Linked DNA regions of Homo sapiens: all the other regions are linked to region 2. Evidence: read pairs that join two places in POLR2A ChIA-PET (ENCODE). Cell type or tissue: CD4-positive, alpha-beta T cell. All regions are shown on one strand. Region 1 has its middle 11 kb from the start of ARHGEF3. Region 2 holds the start of TASOR (transcription activation suppressor). Region 3 overlaps ARHGEF3 (Rho guanine nucleotide exchange factor 3). Region 4 overlaps CCDC66 (coiled-coil domain containing 66).

Region 1 (4,000 bases), 130 kb before region 2:
TGTGCCTGGCTAATTGTTATAATAATAATTGTTATTATTATTGTAGAGATGAGGTCTTACTTTGTGGCCCAGGCTAGTCTCAGACTCCTGGGCTCTAGTGATCCTCCCACCTTGGCCTCCCAAAGTGTTGGGATTATAGGTGTAAGCCACTGCACCTGGCCCATGTCTTCTAATTTAGGTCAGTTCACTCTTCACTCTGCTGCTTCTTTTATATATGTGCAACAGTCATATCCTTTTTTGAAATTATAAGATTAAATCAAAGAATTAATGTCTTTGGAAGCAAGGAGTGTTGGAAAAGTTCTCCAAATTCCACCTTTTTTCCTTAATTCATTTAAAAAAAAAGGGAGAAGGATGATTTATTTACCGGAAGGGTTAATAATAGCATGACGTGCTAACTGTATGCTTAGAAATCTGACATACATATTATCTTATTGGATTATTCATGTGTTTTTAACTCATTAAAACCTTGAAACTCTCATATCCCCATTTTATAGATGCTTAAACTGATGTTTGTCATCATTAAGTAAACTGTCCAAAGTCATATAGTTGGCAAGTGAAAACTTGGTATTTGAACCCAGGCTTCTCATTCTAAAGCAGAGGTGTCCAATCTTTTGGCTTCCGTGGGCCACAGTGGAAGAAGAATTGTCTTGGGCCACACATAAAATACACTAACACTAACAATAGCTGATGAGCTTAAAAAAAATCGCAAAAAAAAGTCTCATAACGTTTTACGAAAGTTTACAAATTTATGTTGGGCCACATTCAAAGCCATCCTGGGATGCATGCAGCCTGTGGGCCATGGGTTGGAAAAGCTTGTTCTAGAGCTTGTATTCTATGTTCTTCCAGAAAGAAGGACAGAGTGTTGAGTATTCCACAAAGAAAATTTTGCTGTAAAGGCAGAGTGGGAGGGAAATATCTTATTCTTTTTCAGTTTACTAGCTCTTCACTTTATAATTTAACCTTCCATATTAAAAGCTTCTCTAGGAAGTGAGAATTAATTTGGGGGAAGGAAGCCTCAATTATTCCTGCTTCCAGCTGGTACAGATGCTTGGCCACTTCAGGACAGGTAGGAGGGAGAATGTTGGCATCTGTCTACTGAGCTCAGAAACTGGAGAAGCATCTAAATTCAGGAATGATGCCAGGTGGGGTGGGGGTGTGGGAGGGAGGAAAAGGATGTGGTGTTTGGGGCCCATAACTCAGGAAACGTGATGGCACCTAATTTCAGAGTGGCATGAGGCAAGCATTTAGGAAAAGAATAGTGAACTATTGTTACAGGTTTTTTTTAAATGGGTGGGTTGTTTTTATAAAGTTTTATGAACAGGAAACTGAAGCAAAATGCTGATCCTTTTAGTTTTTGAGCTCTGCCAGCATCATTTTTATATTTATTTTTGAATTTTGATGACAGGCACTTCCTTTAACACTTCTGGGAGTAAAGTGTAACAAGATACCCCAAACTGCATTTCATAACAGCAGAATCCAAATGAAGAGTTGTAGTTTCAGATCTTTTCGATAACACGGTGAGACAGAACTGGATCCCTCCCCAGCCAGGGGAGAAAGAGAACTCTTTCAGTAACTGAGGCAGTCTGCAGAATTTTTTCCCTTTCAAAACATTCTAGAAAATTTGCCTAACATGTGGAAAACCTCTAACATGCATTAAAATGGGATAGACTGTGGCAAAGAAAATACAGATCAAATTCTCCTCCTCCCATGAATCATAAAAACCCAGCCTTCCCAGCTATTGTTTCTCCTGGAAGATGACTTCATCTTAAAGAAAGTGGTTCTATCTGTTGTGTGTTTTGGATGCACTAAACCAATGTTTCAGGCATCTGGCTGCCAACTTTGGAGATGTTAAAAGCCTGTTTTGTTCCTGCAGGGCACTCTTTCATTGCCTACCTTATAAAAGTTATGTCTTATTGCATTTTCCTGGCACCAGAGCAATCCTTGTACCTACCCATTGCATTTGGTTTTTCTGAGCCTGCAGGCAGCACTGGGTTATTAAAGTTCAAGGAGGAATCCACATGATGTTGGCTTTACAATTTTAATTCTCTCTTACCTTCTTTCCTCCCTACCTCCCACTCAATGACAGATGAGCTTTGTTCACCATGTATTGTCTCTAAACCAGAATGAGCTCTCAAAATTATCTCTTGTAAGGCTCTAGGAGGGGAGAACATGACTCCCCTTTGGTGGAGCAGCTAGCAGAGAAGTTTCCTTCTTCCTTTGGCTTCTTTGAATAAAAAGTTCTTGAGTCTATAATTTATCATCAGCCTTGAACTTCAGATAAGCACCATGTTTAATCTTGCAGAAACATCAGGCAAAATCTGCCCCCTCCCTTAAAAGTCAGCCCCTTGGGGCCCACCTCAAGAAAACAGAGTTTTGATACAAATGGCATTAGGTGTGAGCATGGCAAGTTAAGAGGAAAAAAACATTTTTGTAGAGTTTAACCTGGAATCAAAAACCTAGAGAAGGGAATGAAAGAAATAACCTTTAAAGGGAAGGAAAAGGGCAGATGAGCATGTTGCACAGTGTCTTTGAAAATAAGCTATTTGATGTCCCTTTGTCACTAGTTTCAGCCTTCCTGGCAAGTCCACCTTGTTCAGGAATTAGTGTGTAAACAGCTGGAAGGAACTGAAAGCTCTATCATATCTGAGAGGCCCCCACAGTCTAACACTGTAGGAGCCGTTTCTCAAAGTGGTTTGGACTCTTCAAGAAGCTAAACATTAAAATTAGGGGCCTATTTGAATTACCTTTCAAAATTTCAAACAGCCCACTATAGTATTCTGCATATTATTTTTTGGTCCCATCTCAGAAGTTTTAAATATGGTGTATTCCTCCTTGCAAAAATCTTCTCTGGATTTGCTTCCTCCGTGACGTGTTCTTTGATTAGCCCCATTTCAATTTAATTTTCATTTCAACAAATATGAGCTGAGAGTCTGCTATGTGCCAGCGTAATAGGAGGAGCTGGGGCTACTGTGATGAGCAAGATAGATATGGTCCCTGTCCCCTTGTAGCTTGCAGCCAGGCAGTGGAGACAGACATAAAATCAGTCAATATGAGCAGGCTGACTACTGGGGAAGAAGAGGTACTTGGCACCTTGAGGGCACAAAACAAGGATTACCCTTGCCTGGGGGTCACAGACAACCTTGAATGAGAGGAATTAGCTAGGCACAGCTATCAGTTGGTTGTACTTATTAATGCTAGAGTTGAAGAATCAAATGATAGTGCAATGATAAAATCTGGGGAACTAGTGACTAAGTGCTTCTGTTCAGTCCTCTATTGCCAAGGCTTTTGGTTTAATCAGAATTGTGGGCACATGCGAACTATGTTTGCTGAGCTTGGTTTTGGCTCTGAGATGGAAAAAAAATCAAGTAAAGCAGAAACTGTCTTAATTCAGCTCCCACTTAACCAAAGCATTCAGTTAACCCACACCAACTAGCCCCTTTGTGAAGCGTGTCTAATACCCACAGCACACAGAACACTTTCAGCTAATATGCTGCTTCTAGCATACGCCAGCCAGTTTCCACTCCCACCAGATGAGACACATATTTGCCAGGAGTCCCCGAACCTGTTTCTACTAGTTGAACTTGTTCTGTAATTAAAGTCTTCTGCCCATGCCCCCACCCCCACCATCTGCCCCAGCCCCAGCCCTAGGTCTTTTTTCAAGTAAACATCTCAAGCCAAGTGCCCTCCTCCCATTCTCTGCTCTACAGCTAATTTTTTAAAAACGTAAATGCTGTCATGCCCTCTGGCTATGAAGATAAGCATGTTTTAAATTGGAACCTTGGATACCAGATTGTAAATCAAGTCCCAAGAGCCAGAACACATCTCCTAGTGGGTGGCTTACTTGGTAGTTTACTCGGAGTATAGATTTGTCAATTTTTCATCATATCCTTGAGGCACCCATCTGTATATAGCATGGTGTGGCACACAGTAGTTCCTCAGTGCACGTTTGTTTGGATGAACAAATTAAGAGGCTCCTTATTCCCATTCTGGGTTTTGATGC
Region 2 (4,000 bases):
AACTTTTTCTTAAAATAATGTATTTTTCCCTCAACCTAGACCTCAGTTTTTCATTTAAACATATTTTAAAATGTGTGTGTGTGTTTTGAGACAAAGTCTCAGCCCAGGGTGGAGTGCAATGGTGCCATCTCAGGTCAGTGCAACCTCTGCCTCCCGGGTTCAAGCAATTCTCAAGCCTCAGCCTCCTGAGTAGCTGGGATTACAGGCATGTGCTACCATGCCCGGCTAATTTTTGTATTTTTAGTAGAGATGGGGTTTCACCATGTTGGCCAGACTGGTCTCCAACCCCTGACCTCAGGTGATCTGCCCGCCTCGGCCTCCCAAAATGCTGGGATTATGGGCGTGAGCCACTGCGCCTGGCCTAAAATGTGTTTTTAAACTATTTACTAATAATGGATTTACACTCTCTTTCGTATGATTTACTAAATTGTTTCGAATAGGTTGGGCAATTCATGATTTTTTTTTAATATCAGCTGTTAAACAGTGGTAATGTTTATTAGAGGACAAAAGAATCCAACTTTCGTGTTGCCCTTAGGAATGCTCTTTAAGCCTGGGGCTTTATTATGATGATAATTTGGTCTGTAAACTCCTTGGGAGACAGTTTGAGACTAGAGATCTGGGTCTCAAACCTGATCCTGCTGCTTGGCGACCCTCAACAAAATGTCAGCCCTCTGTTGCTTCGTCCATAAAATGAATAAAAGTGCACAGCTGCTGTGAAAATTAGGTCTTAGAGAAGCAGTCAGTGCAGTGCTTAAGTACTTACTCGGAGAGTTAAATAGACCCGGTTTCAAATCTTCGGTTACCATAATTTGTCCAGTGTCTTGCAACGCTTCTTTCAAATTCTGCAAACTAGTATCTACCTCATGTCTGTTGCTGTGAGGATTAAATGGAGACAATGCACGTAAATCACTTGTCCAGTCCGTGTCTAGCACGTAGAAAGCACTCAGTAAATATTGGCTGTACTCACGATAACCCGTGATAGTTTATACTGATAAGGTAGAAACCACTATGTAAAGGGCTCTTAACTATGAAGTTGTTCCCTTTATGGGAGAGCGACGACCTGCTGTGTATTTTTTAATGTGACCGCAAGTTTATTTTTTCTTTAATATACATTTACTATAGGAAAACGTTGATGAACGTTCCAGTGGAAGAAACAGTGGAGTTAGAGGTTTATCAGTGGCCAGATTTTTAACAGAAGTAACCATAGAAAGGGAACAAATGGAGGCCAGGTGCGGTCTCCATGGCGTGTGGTGGGGGGGGGTGCGACTAAAGGAAAAAAATGGGAAAAGTTAACAGCCTCCTCCCCTCAAACTCCCCAGAACCAAATCCTGTTAACACTAGGTTGTTAAGTCCCATCAGAGGATCTCAGGTGAAAGTGCTTGCTGGAGCTGTGACACTGGGTCACACTCTCTGAGATAAAAGAGAAGGCCGGGTGCGAGTAATCTATCATAAAGATACAAGATCCGGTGAGAATAGCAGGTCGCAAAGGCTGTCGAGGCTTTTAGGCTATTACCGCCTAGCCCATTCTTTTATCTCCTCTCCAGGTTTTTGTACACATGCAAATAGTTCATAAAACCGAGATCGTCCCGCATCCACTGCTCTGAAGCCCGTTTGGGCCGAGATAACTCGTGCGCAGAGGAAGGGTTTTGCCCACAAATGGGCGACGCCTGCGCTCCGGAGAAGAGGCCAAGCTAGTCTCCCTCGCCTGCAGCGCGGCGGGGGAATCCCCGGGAACCCGAAGATCGCCAGGGGCCCACGCATTCCGCAGGCCACGGCTGCGGCGTCGAGGTCCTCGCGGGGCGTTGCGGTCGCCCCTTTTGGCGGGCTCGGGCGCCCCGAAACTCCGCCCCCCGGCGCGGTATTTCCGCACTCGCGCAGGCGGGTGCCGCGCTCCCATTGGTGGAGTGGCCCGCGGTGGCCCCGCCCCCTCCCGGCCCCGACGCGCGCACGTTGAGTGGCGGGGGAAGGCAGAAGAACTGCCCGAGGGAGGAGCGGCTCCGAGGACCGGGCAGCGCATTTGGGGTGCCCGCTACAGGGCCCCCCAAGAGGCTGCCAGGTCGGGAGCGCAGCCTGAGGCCACGGGGGGAAGGGGGTGGGTGGGCTGAGAGCAGCTCGGCGGCGAGACTGGCCCGCCGCCCCTTCCCCCCACACCCGTCGACCTTGTGGGCAGAAGCTTCCCAGAGCTCCTTAGGCCGGCGCGATGGCGACTGCTGTGGAGACGGAGGCCTGTCAGCCGACGGATGCGAGTTGGGAAAGTGGCGGCGGCGGAGACGACGAGATGAAGCAGGCGCTTCCGGAGCTTGAGTCCTCCCAACAAAATGGCGGCGGCGGCGGCCTCAACATCGCTGAGCCCAGCGGCGGCGCTGGGCGTGAGGAGAACGCGGGGGCCGAGGCCGCCCAGAGCCTCAGCCACGAGCAGCCTCAGGACTCCTCTGAGGCGGGCGCGGCCGCCCTGCCCAGAGGCCCCGAAGAGCCCGAAAGGCCTGTTAGGAGGAGTTTTCAGATCCCCAGGAAGAGCAGAGAAAAGAAAGGTGGTGCCTCCCCTTCTTCTCAACCCCCTCTCTCTCTCCCCTCCATCTTTTCATTAGAATCTTTCTATCTCCTCTTCCCACACCCATCCGAGATACGTAAACACGCATGCAGCGCCGGCCGCCTCTCCCCTCACCGCCACGGCCGCCCAGCTGCCGCGTTTGGTGCGAGAGAAAGCGGTGGAACCACGCTCCCCTGCTGCCCCTCCCCGCGGAAGTTGGAAGTAGCTCAGGTTTGAAGCTTGTCCGTAAGGCTGCAGCTCCCAGAGAGGAAAGATGGTGCTCGGCGCCCCTCCCTCCCAGCCCCTGAAAGCAGAGAAGCCGTTGTGTCCTCCTAAGGATGCTTCTGAGAAGTCTCGCTATGGAAATAGCCCGTGGCCATGGATTCTGGGGCTTTCTCCAAGGCCATTGCCAATGTTCTGAGGACCATGAGTGCTTCTCCCCGTGGAAATTCTTCAGTTCTGTGTGTCTACTTGAAATGTGCTTGATGTCAGCGTCCTCCCTTATTTAGAAATCTCTATTAGTAGATGTGATCCATGCACACTGCTGTTTTCCATCACACTTCATTTCCATGTAGATTTTTCCCCCTTGTTTTTGAAGCGTTAGATTAAATAGGTTTTTCTCTCTTTAAATTCGAACTTAGTATTGTTTTTCTTATATTTGAAAAGAATGGAAAGGTAGGTTCTTGGAGCAGTAATTTCCCAATGGAAAAAAACTAATGAGAAGTTACCTTATTCTCAAGAGTCACCAACTTGGTCTTCTAGATGGTAGAACTTCAGGTTAAAAAAAAGTCCAGTCTTAGTTTTTGGAACCCATATGGAAACAGTTACATTAATTACTTGTACTTTTAAAAAATCTTAATGCCATATTGTTAATATGGAGTCAGAATTCCTAATGGAGGTCAAAATTAGTATCGTTTTTTGTTATTGGGGTATTATTTTTTAACTATCCAGTAAATTTTGGATATTCTGAATTTAGACAACTTCCTTTTTGCCCTACTGTATGGTTAGGTTTTCATTATTTACTTTGGAAAAAAATAGGATTTGTTTTTTTCCCGTATCTTTTCCATCCATCTGGTACAGAGTCTTGGCTGTAGCATTATACTGACTTTCCATAAGCATCACCAGTTCCATTTGCACTACTGGAATTGTTTGAGCCTTTTATTGGAAAAATACAAATAAAGTTCATTTGTTTGGATGGCAAAGCCAAGAAAATACTTGGTGTGAGAAACCATGTTGACAAAGATGAAGTTAACCTTTGGAAATTAGCATGAGGAATGTTTCTAGAAATATCTTTTGAGTTAATGTAATTTTAGGGTTCAGAAAGATACTTTTAAAGGTCAAAACTCAGTTCTTTTCGTGTATTTAGTTAAAATTTGAGATGTATGATTATAGTCTGTATGAGAAAAGTTCCCAGTGTAATCAATTGGTAGAGAATAGGTAGGAAGTACATTCAAATGGGCTCTGGTTATG
Region 3 (4,000 bases), 100 kb before region 2:
TGCACTACAGGATGGAAAGTGTCTCAACAAATGAAATCAGTTTTGTGTTGTGCACACATGCACATACACCCCTCCCAAAGAATAACATTTTGAAGCTATTCATCTGCTCATTTGGGGGGTGTGGGGGCAACAGAAATGCCAGATGAATCCATTATAGATTACTTACCTCACAGTTTCCTGAACAGCATGCTTTGTATCTTATTTATCTGCATACCCTTGCTCAGTGAGTGGTAAGATGTCAGCTGAAAGCCAAAAACAGGAAAGTTTAAGATTTTTAAAAATTTATTTCCAATTTAATCAATCCCATGTGGTTGTTTGACTAGTAGCTTTTTCCATTCTGAATAATCAGATTTCAATGTATTCTGTTTTCGGCTGGGAGCAGAGTGCTCTAAAACACCCGGGTGCTGTGTCCCCTGGTTCTAAGTGTGGACATGTGCTCCTGAGGACACACATGGACCAAACATTTGAAGGGATAATTTGTGCTAGAAGGGACAGCTGGGAGTTAACCAGGGAGCATCTTGAACATATTTTGTGTTTCTTTCTGGAGGTCACATCTCTGCAAGGCCTGTCTGCTCAAAACCGTTGTTCTTGTCAAAAACGGAAACCAACTAGACATCAAGAGAAGGGGATCCATTTTCTTCTGCAGACCCAGTGCCCTTGGTCAGACGTCCCTGTAGTTTTTACCCAGCAACCAGTTAGGATCCCTGGTCCCTGTCTAGTTTTCAGTCGGATGACAGACCTGACTGTCAGCTTTGCTTGCCTGAGATGTGTTTGATCATCCCAGATTCAGCTGGAACAGTCTGTCCTTCCTTTGGGACACTGAGATTAAGATCTGAGCACCCTTTTTCATCTCCCTACTTCTTTTTCCTCTTCTGGGAAGCAAGATAATGCTGAGCTTCAAAGAACGACAGATGGATGAGAAAGAGAGAGGACTTTTCTGTGGTTCTGTGTGGTCCTTTCTTGGTTACACATTATTTTTGTGAAGTTTCACCTTGCACATCCGACATGGGTTGAATGACCAGAGTTCCTCTCATTGCCTAATTCCAGACAGTATTGGGATCTGGCAAGACTGGAGACCAGCTCTTCTAGCCCATAATTCAGCAGTGTTGGTGGCAGTGGGCGGGTGGGAGGATAATGCAAACCTCAAGACCCATCTATAAGGACCCAAGATTAGGACTTGGGTCCTTATCTTGAGATTTTACTGCTTTCCTTTCTTCCAATATAGCCTTGAATCCTGCCAGACCACCGCTAGTTTTGCCGTATCCAGCCAGAGCTTGACTAAACAGATGATAAAACCACAGGAAGAAAAGGAAGGCAGGAATATGGCATCAAAATACATGGTCTCGTAGCAGCCTCAGTGGCCAGAGCAGTTATTGGTATGATTCTGGCAGGTGACGTGGAACTCTAGCTTTGTCCCTGGAAGGATCAAGGCAAAATCCAGTGCTGCAGGGAATAGAAGAGGGCAGGGGCGCAGGCTGGCAGAGAGACCATGCCTCTCCCAGGACAACAGAAATAAGGACAATACTCTGATATTTACTGAGGACTAACAGGCGGGTGTCTGCCAAGCATATTATACACCTAGTCTCCTGTGATCCTCCCAACAACTCTGTGAGAAGGTAGGAGAGTCATCTTCACTTCACAGTAGAGGAAACTAGCTTATAGAGGTTATATTTTGGGCCCAAGGTCGTAGGGTATTGCACTCTGACCAGACAGGTTGGCTCATATTTTATCCTTAGATCCTTTGCAAAGAATCAATGCACTCTTTGGGCCAGAGTGATAAGAACTTTGTCACTTGCTGCAGAGGCATTCAGATTATTCCTAAGCTCTGAGAGAGCCCAGAAAATGTCCTTAAAGAAGCAGGAATGGAACTCCAGTGGCATCCTTTTCCTCCTTCTCCAACCCCACCCAAGGGGAAGCGAGGGAATCCCTTTTACAGTGATAAACAAATGCAGAACATATATTCCACCCAAAGGTTTCCAAGAAGTCAGTAGGAAATGACTGACTCCGGAACCCCAAAGTCACAGAGACTGTCCTCTGGACCCCGTGGCTGTGACCAGGAGATCTTTTCTACCTCTGGGTGCCTCGTTGTGTGACCAGGAGACCTTTTCTACCTCTGGGTGCCTTGTTGGCATCATCCAACCAGGGATGTCCAGCCCCATTTTCCAGACCGGCGGATGGGTGTGGCATTATAGGCACGTTATTTCTGTGGCATTCTTGCCAAAAATGCATAACCTGATGTGAGAAAACATCCTCCGGGCCCATGGCTGGCCTTCCCATAAGGGCCACAGAGACTTGATGCTGCTGGCAACTCTCCTAATTTTTAAGGAGGTTGAACTCTTTAAAGTTCTCCAGCTCTGAGCATCTGGCCCTTTCTGCCTCAGAAGGCAGATGTGGAGCCAGGGACCGCAGAGAGAGCTAAATATTTGGCTTCCTCTTTCTCTGAAGGTCTGTAGCATCATGTCTGGGCATGACCAAGATGAGTTTCAGGCAGTGGGGGCTGGTGTTTGCTAAAAGGAACTTAACAGGGGTGTGGGTGTGCAGTTCTCCCTCTGCCCAAGGTTAAGTAATAGTAACATCCTGTGTAAAGAGAATTGAATGTGGTTTTCTGCTAAACTTCAATGTTTTAGGGCTGTTTATTAGATGTGTTTAATCTTGGGCCAATTTAACCAGTAGCAGACTAATAAAATAACAGATTTGGGCTTGCTGCCAGGACAAATGTTGACTTACCCTTATAATGTTGACTAAAACGAGTAACTTTGAAAGTTATTGCAGAGTGAAACCTTAGCCAGAAATACAGCGTCTGAAACAGTGGTTTTGTTTTATTTTACTGGCTCTGCTTAGAGATTATGTTTGTAACCTAGGCTGCTGCCTGCTTCACCTCTCAGAGTCCTGTATTTTACTGAATTATTTCCCAAGGCTCTTTTTTTCAGCCCATAAACCTTCACTCAGCAAAAATGAATTTCCCCATGGCAGGCAAGTAGGAGAGGTTACTTTTCCAATGTGGGGGCAAAAACTCAGTGGTACCAAGAAGAATGAAGGTAATGACTTGCTTGAGTCTTCTCTCAGAAACAAAATGGTATGCCATGAACATTCACCCTCTCCAAATTTGTAGTAAAATTAATTGCTTCTCCCGGGTGTACCGGAAGAAATCCATCTCGCTTGCCGCCTACCCCCACCTTTCCTTCATTTTGCCATGCAGTTTATTACAAACACTAGAGAGCTATAGTATTTTGCTACCATGTGTTTTGGACTTGAAGGAAACAGGGGAGGCCAGGAGGAAATGAAGCTAGGAGGACTACAGAAATTGTCATAAAGTGTGATTTCTTTCTACCCCTGTTTTTTTAATTTGTGTTTTATAGGAAGCTGGTTTGGGCAGGGCCTCTGAGCATGGTTTCAGAGGCTCCTGCCAGCATTGTGTGAGCTCAGCCAACTGCCAACTGTCCTCCTTATACCTCTCCCTTATTCAAGGCTCCCCCGAAAGCAACCACCTCACAGGGAGACTTTGGCCAAGAAGCCATAGGTGCTGAATCTGCTTTTGGTGCTGACTGGCTCAGGCAGACAGAGCTTGATATACAGAGAATAAACGTCATCCCTCTAACATTAATATGTTCAGTTTTATGTACCTGAGAGTTGATGGTTTAATTTGTGGGTTTGCCCAGACTCTCTTGCGACTTCTCTCATCATCTGCTCTTTAGCACTTCCATGAGACGGGGCAAGAGATTGTTGGAGTCTCAATCCAGCAGCCCGAAAGCCTGTCTGCAGCTTGGGTTTGAGACTGAACTAACTCAGGGTGTTTTGTGGATTTTAGTTATCCAGGCTGTCCCTGTTCCCTCATTAACAAAAACAAAACAAACCCCAGCTTTTTTTTTTTTTTTAAGAAGGAAATTGGGATCTTTTCCTCATAGCACCTTATCTTAATATGGAGGAAAGAGTTGAGCCATTTTATCAAAAAGGAAATCAAATCCCCCTTGGATGCCTAATGTGAGGCAACTGGCAACCA
Region 4 (4,000 bases), 89 kb after region 2:
TATGCCACTGCATACCAGACTGCGCAGCAGAGCAAGACCCTGTCTCAAAAACAAGCAAACAAACAAACATACCAAAAGACAAAAACTAACAGATACTGCCAAGGAAGCGGAGAAAAGGGAATCCTTATACATTGTTAGTGGGAATGTAAATAAATACAGTCACTATGGAAAACAGTATGGAGACGTCTCAAAAAACTAAAAATGGAACTACCATATGATCCAGCATTCCCAGTACTGGATATTTATCGAAAGAACATGAAATCTGTATATCAAAAGGAAACCTGCACTCTTGTGCTAACTGTAGCACTATTTACAATCTGAGTGTCCATTGATGAACAAATAGATAAACAAAATGTGGTATATACACAATGGGATACTATTTGGCCATAAAGAAAGAATAGAATCTTGTCATTTACAGCAACACAGATGGGACTGGACGTCATTATGTTAAGTGAAATAAGCCAGGTATATAAAGATAAACATCACATGTTCCCACTCATATGTGGGAGCTAAAAAAGTAGGTCTCAACGAGCTAAAGAATGGAATGATAGGTATCAAAGGCTGGGAAGGGTGTGTGTGAGGGTGGTAGTGATCAAGAGAGGTAGGTTAATGGGTACAAACATATGGTTAGATGAAAGGAATAAGTTCTAATGTTTGATAGCAATAGTAAGGTGACTATGGTCAGCAACAATGTATTATATATTTCAAATTGGCTAGTAAACTTGAAATGTTCCCAACACAGAAATGATAAATACTCAAGGTGATAGATACCAGAATACTCTGGCTGAATCATTACGCATTCTACATATATAACAAAATATCATATGTATCCTATAAATATATAAAACATTATATATCAATTTTTAAAATCCATGAAGCATTAGTTTGGTGACTGTAGAAATAAGTTTTTATCAGCATACTGAAAGTATTATTTATATAAGTGAAGTGGAAATGTCAAATTTCCAATGCATTTCTCCCATCTCCCATTTGTACTGTCAAGTTCTACATGCCTTTTCTTCAACCCTAGGAGGGCTACTGGAGGAAATGGTATTAAAAAAAACTGAAGAAATAATCTCAGTGCTTAGCATAGTGCCTGTTAAGTAGCAGATGCTCTGCAAATGTCTGCTCACTGACTAAGCATAACATTAATGATGCCAAATTCATATATCAAAGGATTTGAAGAATTATGCAGATATTAAAGTCCCTTTAGCATTAGGCTAAAATCAGGACAGGAAGTTTTAATTTTAATTTTAGCCTCCTTTCTTATATTATGCATTAGATTTCTTTTTTTTTTTTGAGATGGAGTCTCACTCTGTCGCCCAGGCTGGAGTGCAGTAGCACAATCTCAGCTCACTGCAAGCTCTGCCTCCCAGGTTCATGCCATTCTCCCACCTCAGCCTCCCGAGTAGCTGGGGACTACAGGCGCCTGCCACCACGCCCAGCTAATTTTTTGTATTTTTAGTAGAGACGGGGTTTCACCATTCACAGGATGGTCTTGATCTCCTGACCTCGTGATCTGCCCACTCAGCCTCCCAAAGTGCTGGGATTACAGGCGTGAGCCACCGTGCCCGGCCATTATGCATTAGATTTCTTAGTCATAATTCTAGTTCAATCCCTATTCAAAGAATGAATTCTCATCTTAAACAGAACTCAGGAGAAATAAATTGATGAAAAAAAAAAAAACCAGTACTAACCTAAGACAACACAAATTCACATATACAACTTAATATATTAAAGACCTTCTGTACTGGAAGGCAGGTGGCTGTAGCATTTGATAAGCTAATTCTAATATTACAATGCCAGTTGTGGTAGGGATTGGATTCGTGACACAACTGGACAGGACCTATGCTGTAAAGTTTACATCAGAATTTAAATTTCCATTTACTTAGGTATATGTTCACCATGACTGTTACTTATTAAGGTAAAGAACAATGTTTAACAATGCAATACCTGATGCTCTAATTGTTTTTGTCGTCGTCTGTCTCGTTCCTCAATCTGAGCTGGGTCCAAGAGAGCAGTCATAGAACGGAGAAAGCTGGCAAGATACATACATTAGCTATTCAAAACCTCAAAAAGGTAGATTCAACAAGCTAAATCATTTTTGTTTGGGATAAATCTACTAATTATTTCTATTTCAAAGACAAATACCAAACCTGAAACCAATTAGACATAACAACAGTCTTACTAAAGCACACAGACTTTCTGAAAAGTCAATAAATACATAAGCATGAACTTACTTTGTTTTCTTACTGTTTGCCATAACCACATCCTTAATAGGTTTTGCTATATGCTCCTCCTCTGAAGGTTCAACCTGGCTTCCGGTTGTAGGTGTACAAACACTGCTGACATCAGCCAGCTCCTGAGTGTCAGGAGAGACACAGAAGTACTCAGGTTGTTTGTGTGTTGACTGAGAGAACAGCTGAGATTGAGAACCAGGATAACTCTTTAATGAATCAAAGTGCATTGCCCATCTGTCATGTTCCTCACCCTAATGATGACAAATAAGAATTGCTAAGAATTTTTCCAATTATTCTCATATATAATTCTAAATGACAACCAAAGATGATTTCTAAAAGTCACCTTAGAGCAGAATAAGCATCATAAAAATTAACAAGACTGTACTGTTTAGAGTCCTTATACATATAGATCACTAGCTTTGAAAATTTGAGAAATTCAAAGAATTAGGAAATTTCTAAAAAGTTGTAAGAAGCTATGCAACATCACATAATGCATTCAATGAAACAGGTTCACATGGGCAAATGTGGAATAAATGGAATATTCTGGTCTTGTCAAGAGTTTCAGAATACTTCTAGTTTTAATTGATTAAAGACTTTGATTTTATTTTTTCTTTTATAGCCACAAAACCTCATAAGTTACCTTTGAATATATAATTTTTTCCTCTATTTTTCTTTGACGGTCATCTTCTATTTGCTTATTCAACTCTTCAATCCATTTTCTTTGCAGTTCTTGTTTCACAGCACTGAAAGGGTGCTCCAGCAGTACTGTTTCCTAAACAACAGCCATAAAAGCCATCTAAAGTTCAGTTCTCTTTTTCTAATCACTTAATATGTGCAAATCTTGCCAAAGTAACATACAGATTTAATCCACTGAGGCATTTATCTGTAAGAGGAGCAATAACTTCAAACGAATTTGAATTCAAAGAATTAAGTAGATATATTCTGATTCTCAGAATCATATTTTAAATATACTAGATCAGAGATATATAATAAGATATCTAAGTGTAAGGGAAGGGAATTTTCTAATGAAAAACAGAAAATTCTTTCTCCAAAACAATTAAAAGACTTTCAAAATTCAGCTGGATGCAGCAGCTCATGACTATAATCCCAGCATGTTGGGAGGCTGACATGGGCAGATCACTTGAGCCCAGGAGTTCAAGGCCAGCCCCTGGCCAACATGGCAAAATCTCATCTCTACTGAAAAAAAAAAAAAAAATTAGCCAGCTGTGGTGGTGCATGTCTGTAATCCCAGCTACTTGAGAGGCTGAGACACAAATCACTTGAACCCGGGAGGTGGAGGTTGTAGTGAGCTGAAATCATGCCACTGCACTCCAGCATGGGCAACAGAGTGAGACCCTGTCTCAAAAATATTGTTTTTCAAAATTCTAAGTCTCTTTTAGAGGCTGAAAGAGTTATTAATTTAAAACAGATGAATATTGTTTTACATTTGGCTTTGGAATACAACATTTGGAATATTGTCTTTGGACCAAGAACAAGGAGAATATAGAAAGATGTGTGAGAGCAAGAGACTTTCCCTATTGAATCATGTCTCTCTCTAGGAGAACCTCTGTCTTCTAGGTTTCTGCTACTACAGCTCTATCACAGCCTATGATGTTTCAATAACAAAAATATACTGTGTCCAGAACGAGTCTTTGAATCTTAAGGAAAAAGTAAAAAATGAAAACAGTAGCATAAAAGTTTGCTGCCACTTTAATTGATGAGTTTAGGATACTCTTTTAAAAAAGGAAAAAAATATATTCTAC

What was found. Peaks named below come from ENCODE experiments on the same cell type or tissue, not always from the same donor. Only the 100,000 strongest peaks of a DNase experiment are listed, where the experiment ranks them.
Region 1: POLR2A ChIA-PET joins it to region 2 with 18 read pairs; 19 of 35 experiments call an interaction of 5 or more read pairs at or near these places.
Region 3: POLR2A ChIA-PET joins it to region 2 with 14 read pairs; 11 of 35 experiments call an interaction of 5 or more read pairs at or near these places.
Region 4: POLR2A ChIA-PET joins it to region 2 with 50 read pairs; 7 of 35 experiments call an interaction of 5 or more read pairs at or near these places.

Annotation. Positions count from the first base shown.
Region 1 is chr3:56,811,008-56,815,007 of GRCh38, reverse strand. It overlaps a transcript of ARHGEF3 not described here. Among named protein-coding and RNA genes, the nearest start is that of ARHGEF3, 11 kb to the right of the region's middle. In CD4-positive, alpha-beta T cell, no CTCF peak of the experiment used is centred here; no DNase peak of the experiment used is centred here; H3K27ac peaks cover 2,536 bases.
Region 2 is chr3:56,681,207-56,685,206 of GRCh38, reverse strand. TASOR (transcription activation suppressor) reads left to right here and starts at 1,942. Exons shown (of 24, transcript NM_001365635.2): 1 at 1,942-2,531. The coding sequence starts at 2,201. RefSeq lists a silencer at 1,810-2,109 and enhancers at 2,250-2,419, 2,840-2,959, 2,167-3,111. In CD4-positive, alpha-beta T cell, no CTCF peak of the experiment used is centred here; DNase peaks (open chromatin) are centred at 1,876, 2,276 and 2,666; H3K4me3 peaks cover 2,691 bases; H3K27ac peaks cover 1,967 bases.
Region 3 is chr3:56,782,525-56,786,524 of GRCh38, reverse strand. All of the region lies in intron 1 of ARHGEF3 (Rho guanine nucleotide exchange factor 3), which reads left to right. Among named protein-coding and RNA genes, the nearest start is that of ARHGEF3, 17 kb to the left of the region's middle. RefSeq lists an enhancer at 2,322-2,721. In CD4-positive, alpha-beta T cell, no CTCF peak of the experiment used is centred here; DNase peaks (open chromatin) are centred at 2,474 and 3,504; H3K4me3 peaks cover 1,954 bases; H3K27ac peaks cover 3,915 bases.
Region 4 is chr3:56,591,979-56,595,978 of GRCh38, reverse strand. CCDC66 (coiled-coil domain containing 66) reads right to left here. Exons shown (of 18, transcript NM_001141947.3): 8 at 2,878-3,009; 9 at 2,238-2,488; 10 at 1,951-2,035. Among named protein-coding and RNA genes, the nearest start is that of CCDC66, 37 kb to the right of the region's middle. In CD4-positive, alpha-beta T cell, no CTCF peak of the experiment used is centred here; a DNase peak (open chromatin) is centred at 2,318; H3K4me3 peaks cover 875 bases; H3K27ac peaks cover 2,868 bases.